Linked DNA regions of Homo sapiens: region 2 is linked to region 1. The links are chromatin contacts, found by Hi-C or POLR2A ChIA-PET in ENCODE. All regions are on one chromosome and are shown on one strand. Each heading gives the region's core, a stretch centred on a gene start or an enhancer-like site at or near the end of the contact. The rest is flanking DNA. Distances are from core to core; before and after follow the strand shown.

Region 1 (4,297 bases), core at 735-3,234:
TGCTCATTAGCTGCCTGGTCACAGGGACTGGTGGTCCATTCATTCATTCAAGGCACCTGATATGGTTAGGCTTTGTGTCCCCACCCAAATCTCATCTTGAGTTGTAACCCCCACAATGCCCACATATCAAGAAAGAGACCAGGTGGAGGTAACTGAATCATGGAGGTGGTTCCCCCCATGCTGTTCTCGTGATAGTGAGTGGGTTCTCATGAGACCTTATGGTTTTATAAGGAGCTCTTCCCCCTTCGCTCAGCACTTCTCCTTCCTGCCGCTTTGTGAGGAAGATGCCTTTTCTCCTTCCACCATGATTGTAAGTTTCCTGAGGCCTCCCCAGCCATGCTGAACTGTGAGTCAACTAAACTTCTTTCCTTTATAAATTACCCAGTCTTAGGCAGTTCTTTTTAACAGTATGAAAACGGACTAATACAGCACCCCTGCTTGCTGTTTATTAAGCACAAAGCAGTTACGCCATCATGTGAGACACACACAGAGGAAAAACCAGAGTATGTTTTTCCTTTTCTCTACTCACCACAACACAGAACACACCTGTGACCCTGGATGCATGTGGGTTTTTCCCCACACACCAAGCAAGTAATTCTGCAGTGAATTCTCCAGTGAACACCAGCTCCATGCTCTCTAATTCAATTCAATTATTTCACTAGCTACCTGGAGATAGCATCATATCCCACAGGTCGAGGGCTCGTTCACACGAGGCTGCCCTCCCTCCAACTTCAGACACCAGTCACAAGCACAGGTTGTGGCCTGTGCTTCTGGCTGATCACTATAAATCGGGGTTCCTACAACCCCCTCCTTGGGTTGCATTAGTTTGCTACGGCAGCTCACAGACCCAGAAAAAACACTTCACTTACATTTACATATTTACTATAAAGGATATTACAATAAATACAGATGAAGAACTGGATGGAAGAGATACACAGGGAGGGGCATGGGAGAAAGGGCAGGAGTTTCCATGCCCCCTCCAGATGTGCCACCCAGGAACCTCCATGTGTTCAGCTAGACAGAAGCTACCAGAACTCAGTCATTCTAGGTTTTCTTCTTTTTGCTTTTTTTTTTTTTTTTTGGTTTTGTTTGTTTGTTCTTTGAGTCAGGGTCACACTCTGTCACCCAGGCTGGAGTGCAGTGCAGTTGCATGATCACAGCTTACTGCAGCCTCAACCTCCAGAGCCCAAGCGATCCTCCCACCTCAACCTCCCGAGTAGCTGGAACTACCGGCACGTGCCACCACATCTGGCTAACTTTTTTTTGTATTTTGTGTAGTGACAGGGTTTTACCATGTTGCCCAAGCTAGTCTCAAACTCTTAGGCTCAAGCGATCCACCCACCTGGGCCTCCCAAAATGCTGGGATTACAGGCGTGAGCCATCATACCTGGCCTGTTTTAGGTTTTTGTGGAAGCACCATTACACAGTTGCGATTGATTAAATCATCGACCATTGGTTTATTCGCTCTATTTTCAGGCTCTCTCCCTCCCTGGAGGCGGCATGGGGGTTGGGGCTGACAGCAACCCTCTGATCACATGGTTGGTTCCCCCTGGCAACCAGCCCCCCATCCTGAGGCTATCCAGGGTCCCACCAAGGAACAAAAGAGACTCTCCTATCACCCAAGAAATTCCAAGGGATTTAGGAGCTCTGAGTCAGGACCAGGATCAAAGATTCTCCTAGCACCTGTATTGCTCAAGAAATTACAAGGGTTTTAGAAGCTAAATGCTAGAGACTAGGGGCAGAGACCAACATGTATATTTCTTATTATTTCACATATTGGTTGGTTGTTTTTTTAATAACAGTTTTATTGAGATATAATAATATAGCATACAATTTTTACCCATTTTAAAGTGAAAAATTCAGTGGTTTTCAGCATATTTACAGAGTTGTGCAACCATCACCACTATCTAATTTTAGAAAATTTTCATCATCCCAAAAGAAATTCCATACCCATTAACAACCATTCACCATTTCCTCCCAACCTCCCTATCTCCCAGCAACCACTAATGTACTTTCTGCTCTACAGATGCCCCTATTCCAGACATTTCATATAAGTGGAATTGTATAATATTAGGTCCTTTGTGTCTGGCTTCTTTCACCCGGCATAAGGTTTTCAAGGCTCATCCATGCTGTAGCGTGGATCAGTACCTCATTCCTTTTTATGAACCGATTATATTCCATTATATGTATATATCACATGAAGCCACTGGTTTTAAATTATTTGTGGTCCAAAGGAAAGAGAGAGAACAAGGGAGAATGCTGGGAAGCAGGTGTCATAGATTTGGTGGAAATTCTGACCCCGACTTTGTGGCATTGTTCAAATCAATATAGAATTTTCTTTGGGCTCCCATTGGAGTCCTAACTCCAACAGTACTTTACACCACCACTAGGTTAAAAAATTGAATTCAGCCGGGCGCAGTGGCTCATGCTTGTAATCCCAGAACTTTGGGAGGCTGAGGCGGGTGGATCACTTGAGGTCAGGAGTTCGAGACCAGCCTGGCCAACATGGAGAAACCCTGTCTCTACTAAAAATACAAAAATTAGCTGGGTGTAGTGGTAGGTGCCTGTAATCCCAGCTACTCAGGAGGCTGAGGCAGGAGAATCGCTTGAACCCAGGAGGCGGAGGTTGTAGTGAGCCGAGATCATGCCACTGCACTCCAGCCTGGGCAACAGAGCAAGACTCTGTCTCAAAAAAAAAAAAAAATTGAAATAACTGAAAAAATTGAATTCAGTATGAAGTAGCTCCTCGCAGGTGAGTCACTAGAATATCAGAAACATTTTATTTGACCATCCATCAGCTAACATTCACTGAGTCTTTCTGTACCAATCACTAAGTGCTTATACGTATCCTTTTATTTTCAATCTTCACAACCCTATGAAGTCAGTACTGTCAGGATGCCCATTCTACAGATGAGCAAGTAAAGGTAAAGAGGGGTTAGATAACTTGCCCAAACGCACAACCAGTAAGTGGCAGAGTCAGCATTTGAATCCGAAGCCATAATGTATAACCATGAAAACTGCCTCCTGGACAGAACTCAGGGACAAGGATCCCCAAGGAAAGTGGGGGCCAGAGAGAGACTTCAGCACATCAGGAATGGCTACACTTCTTTTCTGGGGCTCTTCAACTTCCATGATTCCTTATAGCTTTGGGTTTTTTTGTTTTGTTTTTTTTGTTTTTGTTTTTGTTTTTGAGACGGAGTCTCACTCTTGTTGCCCAGGCTGGACGGCAATGGCGCGATCTCGGCTCACTGCAACCTCCGCCTCCGGGGTTCAAGCGATTCTCTTGCCTCAGCCTCCCCAGTAGCTGGGATTACAGCCACCCACCACCACGCCCAGCTCATTTTTTGTATTTTTAGTAGAGACGAGGTTTCACCACCTTGGCCAGGTTGGTCTCAAACTCCTGACCTCAGATGATCCGACTGCCCTGGCCTCCCAAAGTGCTGGGATTATAGGCGTGAGCCACCGTGCCTGGCCTAGCTTTGGTTTTATTTATTTATTTATTTATTTATTTATTTATTTAATTTTGAGACGGAGTCTCGCTCTGTCGCCCAGGCTGGAGTGCAGTGGCGTGATCTTGGCTCACTGCAAGCTCCACCTCCCAGGTTCACATCATTCTCCTGCCTCAGCCTCCCAAGTAGCTGGGACTACAGGAGCCCGCCACCACGCCCAGCTAATTTTTTTTTTTTTTTTTTTAGTAGAGACGGGGTTTCACTGTGTTAGCCAGGATGGTCTCGATCTCCTGACCTCGTGATCCGCCTGCCTTGGCCTCCCAAAGTGCTGGGATTACAGGCGTGAGCCACGGCGCCCGGCCAGCTTTGGTTTTATTTTGCTTCATTCTCTAATGAAGACAGTGAAAGCTCAGTCTGATAAACAACTATAAACCACTTGTGCATAGGGGGAAAAGGGGCACAAAAGCAAATACTACACTGAGATGAAATGATCGGTACTTTTTATTTTAATATTTTACTTAATTAATTTGCTGTTTTAATGTTCACCTAAACATTTATTTATTTCATGTTTTTGTTTGTTTGTTTTTTTGAGATGGAGTCTCACACTGTTGCCCGGGCTGGAGTGCAATGGCGCAATCTTGGTTCACTGCAACCTCCAACTCCCGGGTTCAAGCAATTCTCCTGCCTCAGCCTCCCGAGTAGCTGGGTCTACAGGCATGCACCACCACGCCCAACTAATTTTTGTATTTTTTAGTAGAGACGGAGTTTCACCATTTTGGCCAGGATGGTCTCGATCTCTTGACCTTGTGATCCGCCCACCTCGGCCTCCCAAAGTGCTGGTCCTATAC
Region 2 (4,275 bases), core at 1,064-3,563, 120 kb before region 1:
TTCTTTAACAACAGTTCTCATTGCCTCCCTCAAGTTTTCCATGGTGTCTGAGCTGGAGAAAGACATCTAACGTCTTGGGTTCATCAGTTCAAAGGTGACAAACATAGCCTTTGGAAAACAAACCTCTCTAGGAAGCAAAGTGGGCACACCAGTCTGTTTTGCTACCCCTCCTGTTGGCAATAGTTGCAGATACTTGATTTAAGACTCCCACAGGCACACAGCACATTCCAGGCTGTGAAGGAGCTAGGCTGGGAGTTTTGCAAACCCCAGTTATTCAATCCAGCCAGGGCAGAGAGTGGAATTTCTAATCCAGAACAACCACAAATGAAGCACAGGGTGGGAGTGGGGATGGCATGCCCTGGGCTGTTTTGGGGAAGAGTTTGGGGACAGGCAGGTAGAAGCGGTAGAACAAATAACTGACCAAGGCATTCTGAGACAAGATGCAGAGCAATTACTTCCTCCTGGGGAAACCAGAGAAGGACTCTGAAGGATGCACAGAGTTTGACTTCATGCAACTGGACCCTCCCTGAGCACAGGGACTGGCCTAATATATCTGCTGGGAGAATAAATCTGAGAAATGGTTTATGGCTTCAGACGCCTGTAAGCCCAAAGAAGGAACTCTGCGATGATCCCAGTCTGGAACAGAGCCTTCCAAGGCTTAAGGATAAGAATGACTCATGGTTAATCGGAGAACCACAGAAACAGCCATGGGAAGGAGAGTCAAGAGCAACTTCATCTCCACCCAACACCCTCCTCCCCCTGGTTTTCTTTCTCCCTCACTCTCCAGACCTCTCTGTCTCTCTCTCCCCACCTTCCATGTGTCTGAACCAAGAGAGCCACGGGCCTGCCTCCCAAGGCTGTGTCCCCAGCGTACATGGGTAATGGTGTCTGGTGATTTTCTTCCCAGATCTCAGCCCTGGGTGGACCTCCGGCCAGGCCCCCCCAGACCCCGCTGACTCAGTAGCCAGAGGTCAGTCAGAGCAGAAGACAGTGCTCCCGGATGCACCCTGGATGTCTGGCCCTGGCAGTGAGACAGGAAGTCCCCAGCTCAGGCCACTGCCAGCAGCATCCTCTGTCTGGGGTTGGAGCTCTAGCTGCGGGGTAGGAATGGGGAAAGGAGACTGGAATTCTGGGTATGGGCTTAGGGAGCCCAGGAATGAAGAGCTGGGTGGGGTGGGCTGGAGTGGGGCTTGCTTCCTCCCAGGGTAACCGCTCAGGGGTATATTCCTGTGTCAAAGTACTGCTGGTCACCCCTCCTCCTCCTTCCTCTGGCCAGGACTGTGTCCCTCTGCAGCCCACAGCACCCAATCAGCTAAGCCTCCACCACTCGTAACTATAGGCCACCACCAGCAGAAGTGAGTAAGATGGCCCAGATCTTCCTTCTCTCAGACCCTTTGAAAGGAGACATGGGCTCACAGAGATGACAGGAGGTCTTTGTCCTATACAACAGCCTCCAGTCCAAGGTCCTGGCAGCCTTTCGGAGCCCATCCTGTCTGGGAACTGGTTCATGCATCCCCTATTCCTCCACTGGCCTAGGGTCTTCCCTAGAGACTGCCTGAGAGTTATCCTCATGGGGCCCAAAGTGAGGGCAAGAGGAGTTCCAGGGAAGGGGTATGGGAGTGCCCTGTGGTCTCACTGTCCTGACCCCTCTGGGCTGCTGAGAGGAGAAGCCGCCATAAGGGAGAGCCATCTGAAAAGGAGCAGGCGGTGGGGAGAGCAGGTGGGGGGAGGAGGGTGGGCAGAGATGAAGGGAACTCCAGCAGCAGGAGCCGAGGATGTGAGGCTCAGTCAGAACTGCCGGCTCCCAGGGGACACCTGGCTGAATCAGGCATATAGAAACTGTCTCTACACAACTTGGGCAATGTTAAGGCTTATTATTATTTCATGTATCTTGTTTTTAATGTTAGATGTAGTTTCCTATATAAAAAAGAAATGCATCAAATTGCTTTTTATATATGTGGCCCTTGGTTTATTCTTTCCCCCTTTGCATGGAATCCCACATCGGAACTGTACCCTTTGCCCCTGAACTATGGATAGAAGGCAGAGGAGGCAATCAGATCTCAAGTGTCTGGAACGTGCAGGGCCTTAATGAAGATAAATGGCCCCAGTCCAAGGGCTCATGTCTCCAAAGAGGACAAAGGGGAAAGGGAAGGAGCACTGGGCGGCTGGCCACATGGGCACCCTAGGCTCCAATCCCAGCTCTGCTATCAACTCTTTGTGACCTTGGGCAAGTCCCTTACCTTTTCTGAGCCTCAGTTTCCCAGTTGGCATGACAACCCCAAGGGTTGCTCTACTGCTCCGGGAGTCCATGGAAATTCCCCTCAAATCCTGGCACATCAGCAGACTGTGGGCGGCCCCCCTCCTCCTCTCGCCCCACACACTGCTCTGACTCCGCCCCCACGGGCTGCCTTCTGCTCTCCCACCCAGCCCAAGGATGTCACATTTCCGCAAGGGTAAAACCCTAAAGCGGACAGCAATGCCTTCCCTCCCCAGCCTTGATGAAGGCACACACCTCCAGCACTGCCTCCCATAGCAGCCTTGGAAAGGAGACAGTTTCCTGGAAATACTAAAGCCAAAAGGGGCTCATACCCATCCTCCAAGCTCAGCTCAAAGCCCTCCTCCCATCGCTTGAGCCCAGGAGATCAAGGCTATAGCGAGCCATGATCGTGCCACTGCACTCCAGCCTGGGTGACAGAGCAAGATTCTGTCTAAAAACAACAACAACAAAATGCCCTCCTCCCCTGGGAAGTCTTCCTGGATCACCCCAGCTATAGGGATATCTCTCCACTTCTGAATATCTATAAAACCAACAATGGGAAGCCCTTGCTGGTAGTGATATTGAGAGTATTAACTATGCCCTTTGGACAGGGAATTCCGGGTATCTCTTATGGACAGCATACAGGACATGGTGGCTAGATCCAGCAACACACATACAACTTTGCCCTCAACAACTTCACAGTCTGCACGTACTATGCAAATGTGTTAGGATGTCCCAGAAGTTCACAGAAGTTTGGTGACTTAGTTACAAGACCACACTGTCCTCATGGAAGCCAGACAGAAAGTGGTTAGGGCCCAAGCCAGTTCACAATGGCCAAACAAACCACAATATCCTGAAGCCAGATGCCACGCAAAAGCTCCTGGGACCCGGCAGGCGCTCAGTAAATGTTACTTCTTCCCCAGTAACCATGTAGCACTGTTGTAATGCTGACATTTCAAAACCCAAGTCAGAAGCCAGAAACCATTTCCCCTTCAGACCCTCTTTGGTCCAGGGTTAATTCCAGGGAGGGAGGAGTCCCTATTCTGAATTCCAAGGCAGCACTCACTGATTCCACATACACTAAGCACCTCTTATGTACCAGACATTTGGAATAAGCAGATAAGATGAGTTCCTGTCCTCAAGGAGCTCTGTCTGGTGAGAGACATACCAGCACACCAACACATGTGGGAATCAGCAAAACCCTGGGGTAGATGTGATCAAGTGTGCAAAGGCGCCAGAGAGGAGACACTAAATCAGAAAGGCAAGATCAGGGAAGGCTTCCTGGAGGAGGTTACGTTTGAACGGAGTCCATTTAATGGACAAGCAGGAATTCCTAAGGTGGACAATAGGGATAAGGAGTTCCAGATGCCCATGAAGGTACCACAGGAACAGCAGGTCAGGTCAGCAGAGCTGGAATCAAGGACAGGCAGAGGATGAGGGAAGGGGAGGCGAACAGGGAGGTTCACAGAAGCAAGAGCACCAAGGCCAGGTCTCATGGGTTAAGCCAAGAAGTCCATTTATTCACATGACATCTATTGACTGAGTGGTTTTTGCACACCAGGCATTGTTTAAAGCCAGTGGGTCTCAAAGTTTTTGGTCTCAGAACTCCTTTTCATTGTTAAAAATGTTTGAAGATTCTGGAGCTTTTGTTTATGATGATATCCATCAATTATTTACCATAAATTAAAACTGAGACTTATTTTAAATATTTATTAGCCCATTTAGAAATAACAAGAGATAGCTGGGAGCAGTGGTTCATGCCTGTAATCCCAGCACTTTGGGAAGTGGAAGTTGAAGGTTCACTTGAGTCCAGAAGTTTGAGACCAACCTGGGCAACACAGGGAGCCCTCATCCCTACAAAAAGTAAGAAGAATTAGCCAGGTGTGGTGGCACGGCTCTGTGATCCCAGCTACTTGGGAGGCTGAGGTGGGAGGATGGCCTGAGCTCAGATCAAGACTGCAGTGAGCCGAGATTGCAATACTGCACTCCAGCCTGGGTACCAGAGTCGAAAGAGAAGG

What was found. Hi-C counts contacts between places; a loop is a spot of excess contacts on that map. ChIA-PET counts read pairs that join two places held with the same protein, here RNA polymerase II (POLR2A). Pooled maps may share reads with other maps.
Region 2: a pooled map shows a loop between it and region 1 (2.5-fold over the local background). The contact joins two enhancer-like sites. A Hi-C loop is called at or near these places in 1 of 50 pooled maps. POLR2A ChIA-PET finds 5 or more read pairs at or near these places in 2 of 52 experiments (WTC11 and activated naive CD4-positive, alpha-beta T cell).

What each region holds. Positions count from the first base shown.
Region 1 is chr10:69,350,403-69,354,699 of GRCh38, reverse strand. The region is part of intron 2 of HK1 (hexokinase 1); the gene reads right to left. Among named protein-coding and RNA genes, the nearest start is that of HK1, 34 kb to the right of the region's middle. Within about 2 kb of position 1,984, at least 2 of the 41 ENCODE cell types and tissues checked have a DNase peak (open chromatin) inside an H3K27ac peak, as active enhancers do.
Region 2 is chr10:69,471,614-69,475,888 of GRCh38, reverse strand. The region is part of intron 1 of TSPAN15 (tetraspanin 15); the gene reads right to left. Among named protein-coding and RNA genes, the nearest start is that of TSPAN15, 22 kb to the right of the region's middle. RefSeq lists an enhancer at 542-836. Within about 2 kb of position 2,313, at least 6 of the 41 ENCODE cell types and tissues checked have a DNase peak (open chromatin) inside an H3K27ac peak, as active enhancers do.